Regions from separate parts of the Mus musculus genome. Here all the other regions are linked to region 1. Evidence: chromatin loops called from intact Hi-C (ENCODE). Cell type or tissue: heart. All regions are shown on one strand. Region 1 has its middle 18 kb from the start of Gm34784. Region 2 has its middle 85 kb from the start of 0610025J13Rik. Region 3 has its middle 95 kb from the start of Gm34784.

What was found. Peaks named below come from ENCODE experiments on the same cell type or tissue, not always from the same donor. Only the 100,000 strongest peaks of a DNase experiment are listed, where the experiment ranks them.
Region 2: a loop joins it to region 1, with 2.6 times the contacts of the local background. A loop is called at or near these places in 2 of 42 quality-filtered maps.
Region 3: a loop joins it to region 1, with 1.8 times the contacts of the local background. A loop is called at or near these places in 2 of 42 quality-filtered maps.

What each region holds. Positions count from the first base shown.
Region 1 is chr4:98,139,987-98,147,986 of GRCm38, forward strand. It overlaps the pseudogene Gm12691. Among named protein-coding and RNA genes, the nearest start is that of Gm34784, 18 kb to the left of the region's middle. In heart, no CTCF peak of the experiment used is centred here; a DNase peak (open chromatin) is centred at 3,055; H3K27ac peaks cover 679 bases.
Region 2 is chr4:98,232,409-98,240,408 of GRCm38, forward strand. It overlaps the pseudogene Gm12691 and the pseudogene Gm12692. Among named protein-coding and RNA genes, the nearest start is that of 0610025J13Rik, 85 kb to the right of the region's middle. In heart, no CTCF peak of the experiment used is centred here; a DNase peak (open chromatin) is centred at 4,253; H3K27ac peaks cover 254 bases.
Region 3 is chr4:98,217,206-98,225,205 of GRCm38, forward strand. It overlaps the pseudogene Gm12691. Among named protein-coding and RNA genes, the nearest start is that of Gm34784, 95 kb to the left of the region's middle. In heart, no CTCF peak of the experiment used is centred here; a DNase peak (open chromatin) is centred at 4,546; H3K27ac peaks cover 338 bases.

The sequences.
Region 1 (8,000 bases):
CCCAACCGGTAAGAAGGACACATGCTCCACTATGTTCATAGCAGCCTTATTGATAATAGCCAGAAGCTGGAAAGAACCCAGATGTCCCTCAACAGAGGAATGGATACAGAAAATGTGGTACATTTAAATAATGGAGTACTACTCAGCTATTAAAAATAATGAATTTATGAAATTCTTAGGCAAATGGATGGACCTGAAGGGTATCATCCTGAGTGGGGTAACCCAATCACAAAAGAACTCACATGATATGTAATCACAGATAAGTAGATATTAGTCCAGAAACTTAGAATACCCAAGATACAAGATACAATTTGTAAAACACATGAAACTCAAGAAGAACGAAGACCAAAGTATGGACACTTTGCCCCTTCTTAGAATTGAGAACAAAACATCCATGGAAGGAGTTACAGAGACAAAGTTTGGAGCTGAGACAAAAGGATGGACCATCTAGAGACTGCCATATCCAGGGATCCATCCCATAATTAGCCTCCAAATGATGACACTATTGCATACACAAGCAAGATTTTGCTGAAAGGACCCTGATATAGCTGTCCCTTGTGAGGCTATGCCGGTGCCTGGCAAACACAGAAGTGGATGCTCACAGTCAGCTATTGGATGGAACACAGGCCCCCAATGGAGGAGCTAGAGAAAGTACCCAAGGAGTTAAAGGGAACTGCAACCCTATAGGTGGAACAACAATATGAACTAACCAGTACCCCTGGAGCTCGTGTCTCTAGCTGTATACGTATCAGAAGACAGCCTAGTCGGCCATCATTGGAAAGAGGCCCATTAGTCGTGCAAACTTTATATGCTTCAGTACAGGGAAAAGCCAGGGCCAAGAAGTGGGATTGGGTGGGTAGGGGAGTGGGTGGCAGGAGGTATGGGGGACTTTTGGGATAGCATTTGAAATGTAAATGAAGAAAATACCTGATTGAAAAATAATTTGGAAATGAAAAAAAAGAGAAAAAATGTGGAACAAATGGCTAACTGAGGTGCCTATTTAACTTATCAAAGTAGACTTGGCCAACAGGGTCTCCCAGTATCCCCCAGTCCCTACCTGTTATAGGGTATTTCTGACATACCTGCCCCCTACCCTATACTTCTTTAACCTGGGTGGTCTTTCCTTCAGCTGCCCTTCCCTATAAAATCCAGTCATTTTGGTTACCAGCTTGCTTTTTGATCTACCCTTTACCCTGATGGCTCTCCCCTGTCCCCTGTCCCCTGTCCCCTGTCCCCTGTCCTCTGTCCCCTCTACTCACATGGCCTGGCTCATGCCCCTGCTCAGTCTGGACTTTCCCACGTGTCCCTACCTCTAGCTATGCTCTCTCTCTTTTATCCACAACAAACCCTGTCCTCCATTATACCTAGGAGGAGCCAAGTCCTTCCTTTTTTGTTTCCTTTTTATCATTTAGTTCTTTTCCATCACGTGGATCCCAGGAATTGAACTCTAGCGGTCAAGGCTTGGCAAAAGGTGCCTTTACCCGTGGGCCATCTTTATTAAGATATTTATAAGATGAAGTTTAAATAGAAGAATCCTTTCCCCCTAAACATGATCAGACACATGTAGTATGCTCAATTCAATTGAACTTAGAATTAATTTTTTCATAGCAGGTCCTTCTGAGTACAAGTTGTAAATGTTGCATGAAGCTTAACCTGTACAGAAATATGTCTCACTTACACCAAAGAAGTTCTTATTGAAGTACAAATTGAGTGTAGCAACATGTATTTTTGTGTAATCTGCCCATCTTATATTAAATTGAATATATCAAAATACAAAGATGTGAGCAAGAAGATTCTCGTACTGCTGGTAGAAGATATTCAATCTAGCAGAAAAAATAAAACCCTAAATATTTTCAGACAGTATTGAATAATTGCATGAACATGAGGGGTGAATTCCGGTGTTCAGAGTTGCTCAAATTTACATCCAACCTAATGTACATCAGCAAGAATACTGGTTAAATATAAGAACGTTTACCATAGGATCTTGGGGGAGAATGCTTGGGTCCAGGTCCTGATGACACAGGATGCTGGCCATGAGATTCTGAAAAGGGTGACTTCATTATCTATGCTTCCAACACCACATTTGTAATGTAGGATATAAAGTCTATAAGCCATTAAGCAGATCGTGTGCATGCAGCTTGTATGAGATAGCTTGACAGGGAGGAATGTTCAAAAGGAGACTGCTATTATTATTATTGCCATAATCCTTATTGCAGAGTACTATGGTATCATTAAAAAATGTCTCTATAGATTTATATTTATTAAGACGTAAAGACACTCTCATTACAGAAGAGAAGGACCACGGTCAGAACTCTGTATACATAGCAATTTCTGAGCAGATACAGGGAGCAAAGCTACTCCTCTCTCCTTTGAAAGGCTATAGAAGTAAAAGCACACAGAAAGCATCCAAACTCAGACGTAACTAACACTGTATTACAAGAGAACAGACATAGACTATAGGAGGAAAGGTCCAACAAGACAGAGCTGTTTCTCCTGAAACCTGAAGATTGTGTGGAGTTGTCCCGTCAGGGTTGAGTGAACACCTTGGGTAAACAACACCTAGGAATTTCTCAAGGAGGGGATATTTGGGCCAGTTAAGGGGGATCTAAATCAAGGGCAACATGTTTAGGTTCTAGATCACAAGTGGGGAGGTCATGATATCTGAGGGCAAGTTAGCTTTGAAAGCTATGGAAAGTTAAATGGAGTAGGGTTGAGTTGATGGGTTCTTATCCCAAGGTATCCGATAAAAACCCTGCTTCTGGCATCTTTGTTTACTTGCTCAACAAGATTCAGAATTGAATCTGGGAAAATGAACCTGGAAAAATCCCATTGCCTAGATTAAAGCAATGTTTACCCGGGAAGGAACAACAACAAAAAGTTCCCTTTAGTCTCCCCTTCTGCTGTTGAAGAGTTCTCATGTCTGCCTAAGACTCTGGGCCATCCAAATTCCACTGTATCCAGGGAGCCTGTGTCAATCTAATCTTTCCCCATTCCCTCAAGGCTGTAGACAGCAGTTGCTGCATTCCCCTTGGGAAGGTATTTCTCCAGACTGTGGCCAGAGGAGTGTCCTTTGCTCTCTCCCAGGAGACAAAGTTAGGGAGGGAGAAGGAAAGTCACACATGATAAATCTGCTCCAGCATTCCTATCTCACAGAGTCTTTGGATTCTTTCCCTTTCTCCATATCAAGGAATTTATGACGTCTCAACTCTGGTTAATGTTGGCACCACAGGGTCCAGGTTTCTGTCAAGCAACTGAACAAACAGTGGTTCCTGCTCCCAGCTGCTCTTAGGTAGCCACATGGTCTGTAAATGGCCATGCCTTCAACCTAGTCCTAGTCCATAAGTCTGTCCCTCTGGCCTTAGTCCAGAGCCTGTAACATCCACTCCTGCACATTTCCCCTAGAGTTATGAAGGTGCCAATTAAGAGAATATGACAAACCATTTGTTAGAGTTGCCCTTTGTTCCCAAGGGCAACTCTAGGTGTTCCATTTCCCACCACCCCTCAAAGTACAACAGACCTTCTTCATTCTGCTTGACCATTCTCTCATCCAGCAGAAAAACAAACAAAGAAACAAACAAACCATAAGCTGTTTGTCAAAACAGAAGATTTGTATAATTTAAGAGGGAACAACTAAGAGTTTAGGTAATAAAAAATATATATATGTACATAGTATGTATCACAATATTACTGGTTTTGCTTGGGTATATTTTGATTTTTAATTAATTATGGTTAATTGTAATTTTAAAACCAAAATTGTACCAGTCAAAGAGGTACACATCTGTGATTTCATCACTTGACAGGCCAAGCAAGAGGATGGCCAGTTCAAGGCCATCCTGGGCTACATATACAGCTTCCCAGGTAGCTGGGACTCTATAGTGAGAGCATGCCTCCAAAGGCTGCAACCAACCAAACAAACAAAACCAGAAGGACCATGTGAGATAGTGACGCTTTCACAAACAGAAGTATTCTACAGAGGCAGAAGGCCATGTGTTAGAGATTTAGTAACACCCCACTGTTGAGAAGTAGATTGGGGTGTTAGCAGTTTATGCTTCATCTTTATCATGTTTTTATTTATTTCACAGATATTAGAAGTATTTGAGGCCCCTGCTAATTATAAATTTTAAGAATTATGAATTTTAAGAAGTTAGTGAGTGTTTTTAATGGGTCTTTTTCAGACTAACTAGCACTGGTCATTTCCAATTTCATTGGTTTTATTGGCTTTAGTGCAACTCTTTCTGTTACAGTGGCTGAACTGTTCTATTTCTGCCCACCTTTGGCTGATGAATCTTTAATGGAGTTGGTGTTGGTTTGTTTTTCCTGAGTGAAAAGGAAAAAAACATTGCTCTTACTCATGTTTGGAGAAAGCATCAAAGAACAAGAGAGGCTCAGCAAGTAGCTCAGTGGTAGAACACATTCAGAGCATGTGTGAGGAGCTGGGCTCTAGCCTCACACGCGCACACACACACGGAACATGTATGAGGAGCTGGGCTCTAGCCTCACACACATACACACATGGATGGGATTTGATTATCATTAAAGTCTTGGATTTCAACTATCAGTGCATGAAATTCTGATGAATCTCTGAAGCTGTGTGCTTGTTTCTCAAACACAAGGTAAAGGCAGATAAACCTACTACATCTGCCCAGTCCAAACAAAGCAGCAAGATGCAGTACAAGTGTGATTCAACCCTGATCTCACAGTTCTGTGGCTTTGTTTGGCTTCTGTCTGGTCCATCCTGCTGAGAGTCAGCCCCTCCCTTCTTCATCCCCTTCTTTGGCTCTGCTCATAGCAACAAATCTAATGCAATAATTTTAGGCTTCTCAACACATTATATCCTCAAAAGAAGGAAGACAGATCTCTTTCTGTCATTAGCATGGATAGACAAGGAAGTGTCTTTCCTGGGAGTCTCCACAGCCCTCCCAGCCTTAACGATCCTTAACCTTAGATCCCACAGCCAGCTGGACAAATCCTGGGACCCAAAACAGTCAAACCAAACAATGGAAAACAACAGGGCCCTCGTGGAGATAATGGAAAGGACTTCCTCTCCAGAAAGAAGACTTGAACTACAACAGTGTAGCTCACTAAACACAGAGAAAAGTCACGTGAGATTGTGAACAGGACAGTGCTCTGTGCCTATAAGCTGATGAAAAACAGATAGGTGAAATGACATTGGGGGAACAATTTTACTTCTAGCCATACCGCTTTGGACAATTTACAGAACTCAGTCATGTGTAGACCAAGGATAACATGTAGTAAGGGTACATACTCACACATATTTACTTATTTTCCTTCAGCATTTTTTATTCAGTTTAATAGAAAGGATAACCAACAAGACAATATACTAACTGCCAATGAATTTTATAGCATTTATTAAATATAATCACTTTTCTGTGTGCTGAATTCATGCTAGAACTGAAGTCAGTTTTGATAAAACCAGTTTGAACTGGTAAATCTGAAGGTCTTGTTTGCAACCTTAAGAAAAGTGCCCCTAGGCACATCAGTAGGTTTTGAGTAACCATAGCCCATTTTAGATGGAAGGAATGCTTTGTGAGCCCAATCTTAGTAACATATAGAAAATCAAATTCATCTGTGCATAAGTCCTCATGCGCCGAATGCTTAATCTCCATATCTCTGATGCAAAAAGATTAATCTTAGAAGGAATAACTGACAGCCATTGCCGCAGGCTGCAGAGAAGATGAAAATGTCCTCTGCAAATGTGATCCATATTACAATACTGATGTACGTTCTGGCCTTGTTCAAATGAAGAGAACTCAGTCCACTGTTCTGTTGTGATATCCCTCTCTTACTGTGTCAGACTCAGAACTATTCAAAGACAAGAGGAGATGTGTTCCTTGTTACAACAGTCTTCTCCATGAGCAAACCTTCCTAGGAAGGTATGGCTATGTGGGATCTTGACAGTCAGTCTATGGGAGAAATTCTTACATAGCTATTTACTTAACCTCACCAAGCTGCAATATTTACTAAGAATGTTGGGATAATAGTACCTACTTTGGTACAAGGACTAAATGGCATAGCATTTGGTTTGGTTTGGTTTTTTTGTTTTTGTGGGTTTTTTTTTTGTTTGTTTGTTTTTTGTTTTTTGTTTTTTAAGTTGGAAAATAACTTTATTTGTTCTAGGGCATTAGCCAGAGTCCCCTTAGAACTTCTGAAACTGCTTCTTGGGGCCAGCAGCCTTGGTGACCTTGAGCTCATTGACTCTAACCATCTTGCTCAAGGGCCTGCATTTTCCAACAGTGACAATGTCTCCAGTCTGTACATCCCTAAAACAGGGGGACAGGTGCACAGACATGTTCTTGTGACTCTTCTCAAAGTGATTGTACTTTCTGATGTAATAGAGATAGTTCCAGTGGATGATAATGGTCCTCTGCATCTTCATCTTCATCACAACACCAATCAGGAACTGACCTCAGATGGAGACATTACCAGTGAAGAGGCATTTCTTGTCTATGTAGATACTCTTGATGGCTTCCTTGGGCATCGTGAAGCCTAGATGAATGTTTTTGTAGTACTGAGGGAGTTTATGTTTGCCAATTTTTCCCAGCAGAACATGCTTCTTGTTTTTGAAAGATTGTACGCTACATTTGGTAAGCATGCTCTGTCTGAATGTCCACCATCTTACCGGCAGCCTAGGAAAAGGAGAGGTAGGCCCAATTCCAACTTCCTTATTCGCTACCGGCATAGCATTTGATAAATCCATCAAAAAAAAGCCTGGTACACTTAATATGTGTTAGTCATTGCTGTATTTGGATTGAGAAAGGTAATTGTTGTACTGTATTAGAAATGTACCAGGCTAGGCTGGTAAATGTGCTAACTTTAGACTTTGTTCAATCATAGCTTCCAAGTTCCAGGATATGAACGACCTATAACAAGAATAAAAGAATCAGAGTGGAAAAACAGAAGCCCTCTTCTTACCTGACCCCCAATCCAATCCTGAACTCATAAGCCTTGCTTGCATGCTTGTACCCAACCTCTCTATCTTCAATTTTATCTATGCCTCCCCTGTCCCAGCGAAAAGACTATTTGTGATTAGAAGAGACAAGATCTGCCATTGGGAACTGGACACATGAAATGGTCCATACAAGCTACAAAGGTAAACCAGAGACATTTGGACAAGAACTTCAGCACCTAAAACCAAATGTGTGGCCTATTATAGAGAACAGGGCACCTAGCTGAGTGTTCTCATGTTATCATAAGAGGCTCATGACAACTCAGACAAAGGGGCCAAAGAAAGGGGCCTCAAAGTGTGGGGTCCTGGTGAAGAGCCTCTTTAGCCTGGATCTAAGTAGTTCTGATTTCATCTCTTGGAAAATTATTGTTTTAAAAATAAGAGTTTTATAATCATACAGTGAGCATACCATAAAATTCACCCATGTGAAAAATACAATCCAGTATTCATACTGGATTGGATTTTATTATATAGATTTCTGCAACACATACAACCCCTAGAGAGGACAAAGGAGAGGAGACCAGTACCCTGCATGTTCCTTCTCCCATTCCCTCTACCACTACTGGGGTAGTAAGTGACATTCCAACCTTTAAAATTTTAAATTTCTGGTATCACATGGCTCCTAAGTACAGCACAGTTTCTTAATTAAGGTTCAATGAGGAAGTGATGATTTTAGCTGGACTTAATTTCAGCTACACAGGAGGCTAACACATAAGGATCTCAAGTTCAAAAACAGTCTCAGCAACATGGTAAGAACAGAGAGAGGGGGGATGGGGGTGGGGGACAGAGAGGAAAGATAGATAGATAGATAGATAGATAGATAGATAGATAGATAGATAGTAGATAGATAGTAGATAGATAGTAGATAGATAGTAGACAGAGAGAGAGAGAGAGAGAGAGAGAGAGAGAGAGAGAGAGAGAGAGAGAGAGGATTTAATTTCCAAATTAAAAGGGAAGACTCTTCCAAATTAGTATCTTCCTAATAAATCCTTAAGGGAAGGTTTGTCTAGTATTTCACTTTGATACACTGTTG
Region 2 (8,000 bases), 92 kb after region 1:
TCAATTTCTCCTGTGTTTTAAATTTTTTCATTGTAAATGCCTTTCACTACCATGGTTAGGTTTATTACTGGGGTTTTGGGTTTGGTTTGGTTTGCTGTTGGGGAAAATTGCGAATGAGATTATTTTCCTGATTTCTTTCTCGCCGTGTTTGTAATCCATAGGAGAGCTACTAATTTTTCTGTGTTCACTTTTTATCCTGCCACTTTGCTGAGAGGGTTTATTAGCTCTAAGAGCTTGCTGGGCGGCGTTCTCGGTGTGTCTCATCTATAGAATCCTACCAACAAAGAAGCATGCTTTAGCATCTTTTTTTTCTCTGTGTATTCCTGTTGTTGCCTCCTCTTCCCATGCAGATCTAGCTGAAACTTCACGAACTACATTGAATAACAGTGGAGAACATGGGTGTCTTTGTCTTATTCCAGATTTTAGTACAAATGCTTTGAGCTTTTCTCCATATTTAACACTATTTTGACTGTAGCTTTGTGTTTATAGCCTTTATTGTCTTGTGATCTCTGTCTCTCTCCCTCTCTCCCTCTCTCCCTCTCTCTCTCTCTCTCTCACTCTCACTCTCTCTCTCTCTTTCTTTTCGATGAATGACTTTTATGTACAATGTCAATTTAACCCCCTCCTGTTATTGCTGGTTCAAATGTTGTCAAAGGAAAAGAATACAAAACTAAACTTTTACAATTTACCACATTCCAGAATCTAGTTTGTTTTCTTTTTTTATCTGAATACAGTTTCCCCTGTGTCTACTCTTCCTAATTGCACCCCAGCCTATCTCCCATCCAGATCTACTCCATTTTTTTCTCTCATTAGAAAAGAACAGGCGAAATACTCAACAAAGGGGAGAGAGAACTTGTAGAGACCACCTCCAGTAGATAGGCACAGCCCCCAGTTGAGGGGTGGGGCCACACACCCATCTCAAAATTTTAAACCCAGAACTGTTCCTATCTAAAGAAAATGCAGGGACAAAAAAATGGAGCAGAGACTTCAGGAAAAGCCATTCAAAGACTTCTCCACCTAGGATTTCATCCCATCTACAGACACCAAACCCAACACTGTTGCTGATGCCAAGAAGTGCTTGCTGACAGGAGCCTGGTATAGCTGTCCCCTGAGAGGCTCCTGACCAATACAGATGCAGATGCTCACAGCCAAGCATTGGACTGAGCCCGTGGACCCTAATGGAAGAGTTAGGGAAGGACTGAAGAAGCTGAAGAGGATTGCAACCCCATAGGAAGAACAACAATATCAACTAACTGGACCACTCAGAGCTCCGAGGGACTAAACCACCATCCAAAGAGTACACATGGAGAGACCCATGGATCCAGCTGCATATGTAGCAAAGGATGGCCTTGTTGGTCATCAATGGGAGGGGAGGCCCTTGGTCCTGTGACGGCATGGTGCCCCAGTGTAGGGGGATGCTAGAGCAGAGAGGCAGGAGTGGGTGGGTGGGCGGAGGAGCACCCTCATAGAAACAGGGGAGAGGAGGATGGGGTAGGGTGTTTGCAGAGGGGAAACCGGGAAGGGGGATAACATTTGAAATGTAAATAAATAAAATAAGCAATAAAAAAGAGAAAAGAAAAGAAAAGAAAAGAAAAGAAAAGAAAAGAAAAGAAAAGAAAAGAACAGGCTTCTAGGAAATAACAACAAAACATAACAAAATAAAACATAAGATAAAGCAAAAACAGTGATATGTGTTTTTTGTTTGTTTGTTTGTTTGGTTGGTTGGTTGGTTGGTTAGGTTGGTTTGGTTTGGTTAGGTTGGTTTGGTTTGGTTTGGTTTGGTTTGGTTTGGTTTGGTTTGTTTGAGACAGGAGGTTTTATTGATGCTGATGGGGGCAGGAAAGGCACCCAGGAGCACGGGGCCTGAGTCAGTCAGCAGGCACACGTAAGTCCTGGGCACATGGGGCAGGTTAGGGCACATTTTTCTTCTCAGGATTCTGTGGCTTCTCCTTTGGGGGAGGGAGAGATCATCTTGGAGAGCCTAGTCCAAGAGCTAAGGCAGAGAGAGGTTAGAGCCCCTGTCTTAGGAGGCATCACAACAGGCAGCAACAACTTTGGAAAGCTGGATGAACTGGTCAGTAGCAGGGAATGGAGGCGAGCACCGGGTTGGCCTCTTAGAAAGGTCAGTCTGACTTAGGTGAACTCAAGTGGGGCCCAAAGCCCCTTTCCCTGTGTACCTCCTTAAGGAATAAAAGACGTTCAGAGAGTTCCCAGGCAAGGGCTACCAGAATTAGTCCTTAAGGCACAGTTAGAGGCAGACAAGGCGCCAAGGCACAGTTGGTGGGGGGACAAGGGATAGCCTCCAAGCTGAGCGCCAAGGTCACAGAGGATGCTGTCGGTGTTGGGTTGAGCACTGCCTGGACAGCTTCTACAAACACCTCCTTGATGCCGTCTTGCTGCAGTGCTGAGCACTGGAGGTAGTGCCCAGCATGGATCTGCTTGGCCAGTGCCTGGCCCTGCTGTGGAGTGACGGGCGCTTGACCCTGCTCCTTGAGGCATGGTAGGGTATCAGACTGGGCTCTAGGGTTCTTCTTGGTGCCCACCAGGAAGATAGACATGTCAGGGCAGTGGTGACACGCCTCTGGGTGCCATTTGTGCCTCACGTTCTCATAGGACGGTGGACTGGCAGTGGAGAATCAGATGATGAAGACGTTGGTCTGAGGGTAGGAAAGGGTGCGGAGGCGGTCATAGTCCTCCTGGCCACAGTGTCCCACAGGTTTAGGTTCATGGTGCGCCCAATCAACCGGGACTCTGGGCCCTGTAATTGTCGAACACAGAGGGATGTATTCCTTGGGGGAAGGCATTGGTTGTATAGCAGATGAGAAGGCACGTCTTGCCTTCGGGCCCCATCACCCACCACCACTCAATTGATGCTCTGCATTGTGTTGTAAAGTTACTATCCTGGAGGCAGTGCCTCCTCCCTCTTCTGGGCCCTACTTGAAGTAGTGACCTGGTGCCCTCACTGCAGCGGGGAGCTGGAGGATACGTTTCTTATATTCAAAGTTTCTTCCATGTTTTTATCATAAAGAGATGTTGGATTTTGTCAAACGCCTTTTCTACATCTATGAATATAATCACATAATTTCTATCCTTAAGTATATTTACAGGATACATTACGTTTATTGATTCACATTAGTTGAACCATCCACTCATCCCTGGAAGGGAATGAATTCACTGACGGTGAATGATCTTTTTGAGGTGAGAAACCACATCTCTGAAGGAGCCACGGTGTATGGAGAAGGAACCAGTGCTCAAAAATATCAACACATTTACCTGCAGCCACGGCGGGGCGGAGTGGGGCAGGGGTGCTGGATCAGCTAGAGTCTACAGCTAAATATATTCCTCTATTCCTTCCCTGCATTCTCCATAAAGGAGGGAGCTAGCTGGAAGGAAGGGCAGAGTTTAAATGCGTTCCTACAAGTGAAACCCCAGGAAGCTGAGGAGTTGCCCCCTCGGTGCAGAGTCTGATTTAAATGGCCTCCCTGTGATAGGCCACTCCTGAGACAGAACTAAGGAAGAAAGGGGGCAATGCGCGTCGCAGTGAACTCAAAATCCAAACCCTCCACCCTCGGTCAAAGGCCCTATCAACCCGATGGGAGTTTTGACCTTGTGCTTAAAATCCCAGGAGTGTGAGTTAAGGCGGTATAAGTCTCCCGTTTCTTCTTTTAGAGTTGAAAAGAAGTACTGGCCAGTTTACAGTTGATTGAGAGTATTAAATAGGTTAACTCTGAAAAAGCACCAAGTACAATGACTGCCACAGTGTGGGTGCCAGTAAATGTTACACTGCTGTGCTCAGCAGGGAGGCAGGGCTGTGACTGCCCTGCCTCACACTGTGTGTTCAGAAGCTATCTGAATGCCAAACAGAGGGTCAGTTGAAAGTGTGGTTCATTGCTCTGGGTGGGAAAAAAAAAAAAACACTTCTAATGACAACTAAAACAATATCATTGCACATATAGGAATCCATCACAGTGTCATGAAGTCGGGACACACTGTTGTCAGGACTATCCATGACGATGAAGGAGGTGAGCTGCCCGGTAGAGCACCTTAATTGTATACTTTCCTCGGTCTGAAAGCTGCTTTAACGTATTTGCTGTACCCTCTCCCCTTATCTCTGAGGGATACATTTCAAGATCCCAGTGTATAACTGAAACCATACATAATAATGAAGCACTGTGGTGGTTTGAATGAGAAGTCTCCCCGTGGGCTCTTGTATTTGAACACTTGGTTCCCAGTTGATAACGCTGTTTGGAGAGGTTACATAACGTTCAGGGGTGAGGCCTTGCTGGAGGAAACATGTCAAGAGTTTGAGAGTTTACGTAGCCTTGCCACACTTTCAATTTGTTCTCTCCTGTGTGTGCTCGGAGATGTGGTTGTGTGTGTGTGTGTGTGTGTGTGTGTGTGTGTGTGTGTGTGTGTGTGTTTTGGTTTTTTTGTTTTGTTTTGGTTTGGTTTTTATTTGTTTTGTTTTGGTTTTTTTTAGCTTCCTGCTCCGGCTGCCTGCTGCTGTGCCTCCCCCCCCCCCCCCGCCACTCCCCCCCCCCGCCACTCCCCCCCCCGCCACTCCTCCCCCCCGCCACTCCCCCCCCGCCACTCCCCCCCCCGCCACTCCCCCCCCGCCACTCCCCCCCCCCCCAGCTACCTTATTAGATTCTCCCTCTAGAATTTTAAGTCAAAATGGACTCTGCTCTAAGCCACTTTTGGTCATGGTGTGTTATCACAGCAGCAACAACAACAACAAAAAGAACCTAATAAGTAATTTTGTGTGTGTGTGTGTGTGTGTGTGTGTGTGTGTGTGTGTGTGTGTATTCCTACATGTGCATGCTTAAAACAAATCTCAATTTATAAACCAGACTCAATAAGAGATGAGTGACTACTGCCGATTAAAGAGAACACCTTTAAAGCAGTACACTGAAGTCATGTGGCTTTATCCTCTATTGTTTTTCTCTCTCAACCCTGTCGGACTTTACTCAGTCTTCTTGTGCTAGTATAAAATGACACAGTCCCTGTGTGGTCAGATCAGACCAGGTGAATGGCACAGGCATAGTGATGGCAGTATCGGGTACCACTGGTCTCGAAACAGTACGAGGCAAGCCAGCTATGAAGCTCGTGAGGCTTGAAGAGGCTCTGTAACTTTTAAGAAGGGCCCTGTGCCTAGCACAGCAGTGAGAAGTACTGATCAGTAACTGCATGAAAAGGCACTGAAGGCAGCATGGTCTGAGGCATGTCCTACTTTGGGGTTAGCACCATGCACCCTCTGTGAGTATGTGCTAACTCTGTCGTTCCCGACACTCCCACATAGCATGGCTTCGAAGGCTGAGCCAGGAGTAACTGCCTACTTGTGGTTTTTTTTTTTTTTTTTCAGAAATGGCTGTGACATCCACCTATGTGTTTTCTGCGGGATCTGGCTCTGATTTGGGGTGCAGCGTGTGCCATCGCCTGGCTTTTATTAAGTTGCATCAGTATGAGAGTAATTCATACTCTAAAATATTACAGCCCCGCTATTTACATAGCGAGGCACTAACTGAAAACAGTTTTGTTCTCTTCTGCTTTTCTCTGCTTCACAAATTTTTCCTTAATGAGCTTTGAGTAGTTTTATAGTTTAAAAAAATTTAAGACTAATTTATCCTTGAAACAGAAGCATAGGCAGAGAAATTTCTATTGCTGGAGACTTTGAAAACTATACTCTACCAGCTCTGAGGATCATAAGTTCATCCTCCTAGGGATGGTGTCTGCATTGTGTAAAGTATGGTGAGCTTTCTTATGAGATGGTCAGTTGAAATAGGACCTACACCTCACCATCAGAGGTTCAGTTTCTTACACCTCTTTCATCACTGTCTGAACAGTGATGGCATTGCTACAACTGAACTTCCTCCATGTGAAACGATACACACGGCAGCTCCTTAGCCAATCACACACTGAGCATCAGCTACTGCCAGGCACAATGACAGCTCAAAGACTCAAAGGTCACCCGTGCCTCTACTGTAATAAGGACCAGCTTACAGCATTGTAATGAGAACAATATTGCTCTGCCGAGAGGTGAGTTACAAAGAGGACACATAACACAGAGGTCAGAACACTTGAACAGCCATAGCTTTACAGTGGGCACTGGCTCAGCACACAAGTGACTGGGTGTGATAAAGACAGGTAGTGATGAAGGGCAGCAAGAGTCTGTGTGAACGTGGGACAGAAGAGGCCACCTCCCTCTGAGCATGGATATGTGTTATATATTGTTAAAACACTGTAAAAATTTATTTTAAACACCTGCTGATATCCATGGTAGGTTCTTTAAGTCTATATGGGAAGCATTCCTGATATTCAGTTGAGAGAGAGAGAGAGAACACAAAGATAGAAGGAATGGGGTGATTGGACTCTTTGCTTAGCTATTGTTTGATTCCATCACTTGCTGCCTTGAACAAAAGAACTGTAAGTCAAGCAGCCAGCAGGACTCTGCCAGAGCTAGTCTGTCTTGTTTACTTCACCGACAACAGTGAAAAGGCTACAGCTGGTCATCCCAGCTTCTGAAGCTTCGCCTGAGCTGTTTGAAGTGGTCTGTACCTTTTGCTATCCCAGAACCTGACAGACTCCAGATGGCCCTGAAACCATTTCCACATTGGCCAGAGTGAGTACTTCCCCTGGTGGAAGGACTACTGTGACTGGTGCTGAGAGAGAGCACCATGACTGAACAAAGCCCGAATCCCGGATGACTGCGGCTGGTGCTAAGGAGCAAGAATGTGATTGGCCCAAATGAGCAGCTATGGCTGGCCCTAAAATCAATGGCTCTGGTTGACCCAAATAAATGGCTGTGACTGGTCCAAACGCTGCTGTTCAGGATCACTTAGTGAATCATCTGGGAGACACCTGGGCCCTGGCTTCTGAGCTCAGTCCATTGGCAACTACCACCTGACAACTAAAAAGGTGGTGGAGGGTTTCTCCACCTGGTAGATGACCCTGTCCACCTGCCATTGGTCCAATAAGACAATGGACAGCCTGTCACTGGGAGATTCTAGGTATATCCAGAACAGATTCTCTCAAGTGGCCTGCTGAGTGTCCAGCAGCTGTGAAACCCTCGGCTCACATACCTGTCTCTGCCCTGAAACAAACAAAAAAAAAAGATCAGTCTAAAAGCCAGCAGAACCATCCTTACACCAGCACTAAGCTGTCTTGGACCCTCCATGGATACCTTGAGACATTTATGAAAAGATTGCAGGTCAAAGCCCCAGCTCCTGATGATGAACAAAAGAGTCCTTTTGCCCAACACACTCATGGCAGAGGTAAGCACTCCAAGTCATCCCAACAGTAACCAGTGAGTTGTAGAAGACATAGAACAGAGGGGCCTTTGCAGAAGAGATAGAGAGTACTCAGTTCAGGAAGAGAGAAAGCACAGAGTGGGAGTGAGAGAGAGAGAGAGCAGAGGCTATAAGGAACTGAACAGGAGAACCTGCGGGGCCTGGTTACCACAAGAGGTTTGGAGGACAATCTAGAAGTCCCCATACACAGGGTATGCATGGAGATGCTACTTACTGAAGCTTCCAACTGCCCAAGGTCGCTGACAGCTACTGCCAAATAAAAGGACAACAAGGGCTCTTCAGACCAGTATTTAAAATAAGTCTTCTTGCCTCTCTGCTAGTTTTAGACATGCAAAGCAGTGGTTCCTAACTTGTGGGTCATGACCCCATTTGGGGTAGAGTGACCCTTTCACAGGAGTTACAGAGAAGATACCCTGAATATCAAATATTTCTATTATGATTCATAACAGTAGCAAAAATACAGTTATGAAGTAAAAATGAAATAATTTTATGGGTGGGGTCACCATGACATAAGGAACTGTATTAAAGGGTCACAGCATTAGGGAGGGTGAGAGCCACTGATATAAAGCAAAAGAGCCCTCCAGCAACTGACTAATATTAAATGCATGAAGCAGGGGCTATGGGGATGGCTTGGTGTGTAAGAGCACATGCTTAAAGCATAAAAAATTATGTGTGCCTGTACCCCCAATGCTG
Region 3 (8,000 bases), 77 kb after region 1:
CCTGGGATTGGTTTTTAAAACATATAAAAATAAATTTAAAAAAAATATTGTCATAATATTTCTGCATTTTTCAAAGAAACCAAACTTCTTACTACACTCATGAAGATAGAACATTTCTATAGAACAAAGGACATTATCACTTAAACAAAGAGGCAGTCTAGCAGAATAAGAGAAAAAACTTTACCTATTATACATCTGACTGAAAGTTAGCATCAAGAATACACAGAGAAATTTAAAAAGCTGAACAATCAAACCAAATAATCCAATTAAAATGGGATGTGGGACTAAACAGGGAGTTTTCCATAGATGAAATTCAAATTTCTGAGAAACATTTTCAAAAATGTTCAGCATCCTTAGCTATCAGGAAAATGCAAATTAAAACTATTTTGAGTTCATATTTTCATATCACCCCAGTCAGAATAACCAGGATTAATAAGACAAATGACAGCAGATAAAAAAAAGGGGGGGGGGAATTTTATCTATTGCTGGTGGGAGTGAAAACTTGTACAACCACCATGGAAATCAGTGTGGAGGTTCCTCACAAAACAGAAATAGATCTACTAAAATATCTAGCTATACTACTTTTTAATCTATACCCAAATGACTCTACATCTTAGTACCAACGTACTGACTCACCCATGTTCATTTCTGACCTATTCAATAGCCAGAGATTGGAAACAGCCTAGATGTGCACCATCTGATAAATGGATGGCAGTGTGGCATGCTTTCACACTGGAATGTTGTTCAGCTACTAAGAAAGATGAAATTGTGTGATGTGTAGGTAAATGGATGAAGCTGAAAACAATCATCCTGAGTGAGAAAATTCAGACCCAGAAACAAACATTGCATGTTTTCTCCTATATATAAATGTTAGCTTTTATTGAAACTATCCATAGGAGCTAGGTAGCTCATGAGGGCCCAGCAGAGAGGAGAGGATTCTCCAAGGAACAGGAAATATACAATAGTATTATAAAAGGATAACGGGGGTGTTAGAACAGGACTAAATGGGGAGGGGAATCAGTGGGATAGGGGAATAGAGGTAATGGGGAAGGAAAACTAACACTACTGACACTTACAAAGGTCATGTGGAAACCTAATATGGTAGACCAAAAATACATAAATATATAAAAGGAGTGTACCCCAACTAGATACCATATGCTACAAAATAAAATCCCCGGGATCAGAAATGGGTTATATCCTTCTGAATTATTGTCCAAAGAGGTCCTATAGACATCCTCCAAAAAAAAAAAAAATTACAAACTATTGTCAATGCTGTTGGTTACACTATGAAGCCTGACAGACAGTAAGACCATACCGACAAAGATAACAACATACTTATGGGATAGAACATGGAAAAATCAAGCTGGTGCTCATTGAGAAGCTTCCCCAGTAGGTACTATCTACTAAAAGAGAGGAAAGTAATGATCAGTCTCAATGAGGTATGAAACCTGTAAGCTACAATAGTGACCTGGTTGCAAGATGTGTCAGCTGGTACAATAGAGACACAAATGTTACTGGATTTAAGACCTACTCCATAAGATGGATCCCATATCTGACACTGTTAATGATGCTAAGAACCTGAGACTAGATAGAGGATGAGTCCTAGAAGAAAACCTACCACTATTATTCTGCTAAATGGACACAGCAATGACGAGACTATGCATGACATATTGCTATTCCCATAGATCAGTACATCACTTAGCCCTCATAAGAAAAGCTTCTTCTTGCAGTAGATTGTAATTAACACAGAGACCCACAACTGAACATGTGCAAAAATAAGAAACTTTGGAGCACTCAGCCCTAAATGGGATATCTTCATCAAACCTTTCCCCTCGAGGCTCAGGGATCTACACAGAAAAGGAGACAGAAAGATTATAAAATCCAGAGGTAGAGGACAACTTGAAAAAAAAAAAGTGTTCTCCAGACACCACTGGGCTGATACACATATGAGTTCACCAAGACTGTGACCATATACACAAAACCTACACACTTTACACCAGACCCCCCCCCCAAAAAAAAATCAGCACAGAGAAGGCAAAGCAGGAATGAAATCCTATCGCTAGCCAAGGAGCTACTTGAAAATTATAGTTTCTGGGAGAGGGAAAATCAGTTTTCTCTAATGACACAACACTGAATATATCAACCCCACTCCAAGTCAGGCCTCATGCTCAGGAGTAGTTGACCAATAAAACAATCTCCATGATTTTTTGGTGCTTTGTTTTGTTTTGAGTTTGGGTGGCTTTTTTTGTTTTAAAGAAAAAAAAATAACATGAAGTTGGGTGTGGGGAAGATCTGGAGAGAGTTAGAAGGTGTGAAAGAATATGATCAAAATATATCATACAAAAAAACTTTTCAAAACAAATTTAAAAATAAAAGAGTGTAATAAATTTAAAAAAAATAATAAAAGGATGTTTCTAAAACAAAAGAAGCAAGAAAGATCACTGGATGTCCTAGGATCTGGGTCAGGTCACAGCCATAAGAACCCAGTGAGATTTAATGGTGTGTTGCTGTTACTGTTGGTGTTGCTGTTTTGCTGCTGTTGCTATTCCTGCTGCTGTTGCTGTTCCTGCTGCTGCTGTTGTTCTTGCTGCTGTTGCTGTCCTTGCTGCTGTTGTTATTGTTGCTGCTGCTGCTGTTCCTGCTGTTGCTGCTGTTCCTGCTGCTGCTGTTGTTCTTGCTGCTGTTGCTGTCCTTGCTGCTGTTGCTGTCCCTGCTGCTGTTGCTGTTCCTGCTGCTGCTGTTGTTCTTGCTGCTGTTGCTGTCCTTGCTGCTGTTGTTATTGTTGCTGCTGCTGCTGTTCCTGCTGTTGCTGCTGTTCCTGCTGCTGTTGTTCCTGCTGTTGCTGCTGCTGCCTCTGCTGCTCTTTGGATTCCTCTTCTTCAGAGCTTATTGGGATATTCTGGTTTCTATGACTCTTCATTGAGGCATATCTGCAGGAAGCTCAGTTGCAAGGACTGGGGAAACTTGGTGTTAGCTATTGTCTTAGTCACTGTTCTTTTGATATGAAGAGATGCCATGAGCATGGCAGCTTATAAAAGAAATCAGTTATTTGGGAGTTTGCGTAAAGTTTTAGAGGGCAGGTACATGAGCATCATGGCAGAGAGCTGGCAGTAGGCAGACAGGAACAGCACTGGATCAGTAGATAAGAGCTTCTTGTTGCAGGCAGGGAAAGAGAGAGCAGGCCTGGTGAGGGCTTTTGAAACCCATACCCACATGTCTCCAAAAGGGCCACACCTCCAAATCCTTCCTAAACTGCCCACCGATTGGGAACCAAACATTCAAATATTTGAATTTGTGGAGTTATTATCATTCAAATCACCACAATTATCAAATCGTTGCTGAACTGGTCCTGCCTTGGCATTATGCTAACAGGACCAAGGTTGGAATTAAAACTTTGGTTACCCCTGGATTCTATGACCCTCTGGAGAAAGGATGCCAAACTTCAGATCCAGTCTACTGGTTTACTATTGGGACTCTGTAGTTAGACTGGTCCAAAATAACCTCTGGACGTAGACTCTATAACCCCAGGGACATTTTTCACCTCAGACATCAGAACCACACTGCATATTTACCTCAGATTTCACTGGAACCAAAGCTCCCGTTTCTCAGAGGACTGTGGGCACTTGGGCCAGCACTGACCTCCAAAGCCACTGGGATGGAGATCTTGTCACCAGGTGCTCTCTGGTTCCACAAAAGCTGGAGGCCTGGTTACTCAGAGCTCTCTGGTTAGCAGAAAGACGTGGAAGTTTTAGGTTTAATCTTGGTTATTAGCCGCTGCTCCTTAGAACCAGAAAGGCCATCATGTCTGCTTTACACTCTCACCCTGAATACTGGCATGCCCTATCCAGTCATCTTTTAAAAAATCTAGAAGCTTTTACCCTGCTAATTTATCCACTGTCGTAGCTAATCTTGGCTGTCAACTTGACATACCTAAGAAGAGGTAAAAAGTTATTATTATTATTATTATTATTATTATTATTATTCATTTTTTTCAATAAACATAAATAGGGGTTAAACATATTAAGGGATTTGTTGAAGTGTGTCTTACAAGTCAGTGGGTAAACCAACCTTCAAAGTTAAGATTTTGAACTGTAGACAGTGTAAGAATGGGCCAAACATAAGAAGTACAGAAAGGCTGGGCAGGGGTGATGCACGCCTTTAATCCCAGGACTAGAGAAGCAGAGGCAGGCAAATCTCTGAGTTCAAGGCCAGTCAGGTTTACTGAGCAAATCCCAGGACAGCCAAAGCTACACAGAGAAACCCTATCTAAAATAAATAAATAAATAAATAAATAAATAAATAAATAAATAAATGGAAGAAAAAAGAGAGAGAGAGAAGAAGTTCTGATGATGGATACTGGGTGCTCTAAATGAGAGAGAGCAGAAAGGGAAACAAGTCCTGGCCGTCTCTAATTCGGTCTTTTTTGTTCTCAGACAGGCCTGGGATGTTGTTGCTGCCAATATCTGATCTGATGAGTGAAGTGTAATGAGTGTGTGCTTTTCTTTCTTGTACAGATGTGAACTCATTTCCCAAAATAGCCATGTCCAACTGTTAAAATCCCCAAGTTCCCAAACTCTCTCAACAGGAAGTAAGCAGTGGACATCCAGATGTTTCTCCTCACAGTGTTTGTGCAATGTTTACATTTATCTTTCTCGTGTCAGACCATGACTTTATAAAGTACTTCATTATGGCCATTGGTCCAAGACTGTAAGAGGGAAAATGAAAGGAAGCTTGAATACTCGGTGCCATGTGGTTCTTTAGCAAGCAGTCCTTCTCAAAGAGAACTGTGTGAGCCACCATGCCAGCAGATGCCTAGACATGAATACATCAGGAATGTGACTCAGGTGAGATGGTCCCATTTCTATAGAGAAAGGGCTCACATAAGGAGCATCCTTGATGAGCTCATCCTCTGCACATTGAGAAAGACATGGATCTGTTGGCAAATCAGAGTCTGCTGGAGGCATGAATGCCCACACAACGTCTTCTTACAGAAGGCAAGTGAGCATAGTACATAGGCTGCTGATACAGGTATAGCTAGTTATCCCTGACCTTGGGCCAGAAACTGGGTTCCAGGAGATCAGCATTTTGTATACACGTTCTCATTCAGTCCCCACAACAGTCCTAGAAAGTGGGTATGGGTTTTTTTCCATGCCCTGTCTATAGAAGAGGAAGTTAAAAGTCAAAATATTGCTAGAGTTTGATGTGAACTATCCTCCACAGGTTCATGTGTGTGACTACTTAGTCCATCCACTGACCATGTAGTTTGGGGAGGTTATAGATCTTCCCACATCCACTGTTATGAGCATGGAGTATGGCCAAGATAACATAAGTGAATCCCTTAAGGGTAGGTCTTAAAGGTTATATGTGTTTTTAACTGAGGTCTCTGTATCCTGGCCACCAATATGTGAGCCATTCTGACACAACCCCACCATCGTGAATTCTGGTGTGATAGGTTTGAACCTGTGAGCCAATATAAATCTTTCCTCTGTTAAGTTTCTTCTGTCAGGTATATTATTACAACAATGAAAATAAACATCTAATACATTAAGCAATATACTGAGTTAAACACTGAGCTAGAAGTCCAGACTAAGTCTACCTGATCCAAAGACAACAGGTTTTTTGCTTCTGCTCCTAACAGTGTAGGGCTTCCCATTTTTAACTCCATTGGTAACTAGTTTAAAGAGTCTTCCACCTCACCTGTAGCAGCTGATTCACTTAAATGATGGACCACATCTGATTTCTTTTCTTCCTTTCTGACTGCTGATGTTTTGTTCTTTGTCTGAGTCCCCAAAGAAAGATTATAAAATGAGGCCTTCCTTCATGTGCCTGGCAAGTCACAATGATTAGCAGTGGAGAGAAAAAAAAAAGCAAACACAGGCTTGGATACTGTAGGCCGCTCTCCTTCCAGGTAAGGATGACCAAAGAGAAAACCTCTGAGTCTTTCTCAACTGATACCACACTTGAATAGCTGGTCTTTTTCCTCTTAATTGTAATCTTAGGAAACCCTCTGGTTTTGTCCTACTGTTAAAGGGAGCAACGGAAGGAAAACTGAAAATGAATGTGGCCAATATTATTTATTTGGATCTGCTGTCCCATTAGCTGGTTTATGGTTTGAGTGCAGAGTGGTATTTAGTACAGAAACGGCATTTTCTTTGTTTTATTAACTGGGAGTTTAATTGGTTTGTCCCCTTTGGCTCAGCTTGAGAAATGGCTGCATCTTGCATGCACACACTGTACATAATAATAGTGCAAACAAAAGCCAGACATCTGCTCACCAGACCTGCCCCTGCGTCCTCCTCAGCACGGAGTGAAGCATCTCCGGCGAGTCTCCAGTTGGACTTTGCAGGAATGTTGGATCTCGGCAGTGGTTTCCCTCTCACCTTTCCTGCGCGTTTATAGGAGCCTTTGAAGTTCCTCTGAACAAACAGGGTCTCTGTGTTTCACTTATTTCTGAGCCAACCCTGGGGCCTTGGTTCCATCAGCTCCTTATTAAGTGTTTAGTAATTTCAGTATCCACCTTTTGGTCTTGCTCGCTTTTCAAACATCTGGAAGGAATTAGCTTCCAGGCCTCTGTACCATACCTATTTTGTAGTTCTGGAGAGAGTTGTGTGCTAGGGGATGTTGTTGCCCTTAACGAGCTTTCTTTATGGCGTTTAACTGTAAAAGGTCCCCCTCGTTAATATTAATAGACAAAGAGAGAGCAATGCCACTCCACCCTTATTCCGCAAGAGCTGTATTCAGAGCAAGACCTTCATGCTGAAAAGGAGAGAGAAAACATGAAAATGGGGTGGAAGTACAAGGTAAATGAAGGCATTATAATAGTAGTAGGGCCAAGAGCTTGAAAAGGTTTGAATCTGTACCCATTCTATTCTAGAAGCCAGCCTTGTGTGGCTTTTGAGCACTGAAAATGAACCTACTAAAGACCAAAGTGTTGCCAGATATGACACTATACCTGCAATCTCAACACTCAGGAGGCTGAGGCAGGGGGCTTGCTGAAAGTCTGAGGATAGCCTGGACTACACAATGAAACCTTGTCTCAAAAAACCAAAACCAAGCAAAAAAGAGTAAAATTTAAAATATATGCTCGATTTTTTTTAATTAAGCATTTAGAGTGCAAAGGCTCTCATTAGGCATTTTATATAATTATATTCTGAAAATATAATAGTTTGGAGGTGTTATATTAAATAAAAAATACTACTACTTTTCCTCATTCCCTTTTGATTCTTCACTGAAGCTATTAGAAAGTTTAAAGCTACGTAACTAGGTCGTAAATGTGTCTTGCGCCATCTCTCCCTGGACAGGGGGGCACGAGAAGACTGGACAGATTGTTAAACAGGATTGAAGTAGGGCCTGAAGGATTCCTTTCACTGGGGATCCACAAGCATCACACGGCTGAGGCTGCTAAAAAGCCTCCCTGAGAAGGAGCCACAGTAGATTGCAACACCCCGGAGCAGGCAGCTGGAAGAAACTACGTATTCATAAGGTTGTTTTGTTGTTTTGGTTTGTTTTTGTTTTTGTTGTTTTCAAGACAAAATTTTAGAATCAGTTGCTAAGTGCACTAAGGAACAAATAGGAAATAAGTAGATGATTACAGGGAACTGCCAGAATTAGCTAAAAGCCAAACTGACTTCATTAAATGCATTTCCATTTTTAATTAAATGACTAGACGGACAAATCTAGGGAATTATAGAAAAATGTCTGGTTTCAGAAAACTATGAGACAAATTCCCTAACGTGGCCAAATTTCATACACTTGTACTGGATTGGATAATAGGAGGTAAAACACAGCTGGTTCGAAATCCGTGTCATACAGAGTCTTTAAAAATCTATTAATAGGAAGACATGTACAAAAGGTCACAAAAGTGAAAATTTAACCAAATTAGAGACCAAACTCATTTCTCAAAAAGCAATGTGTCATTTAGGAGGCTGTGGCATTTAACTATCATAAATGACACTCACTATGTTCATAGGCACTACATAAAGTAGTTCTGCTGGAAAACA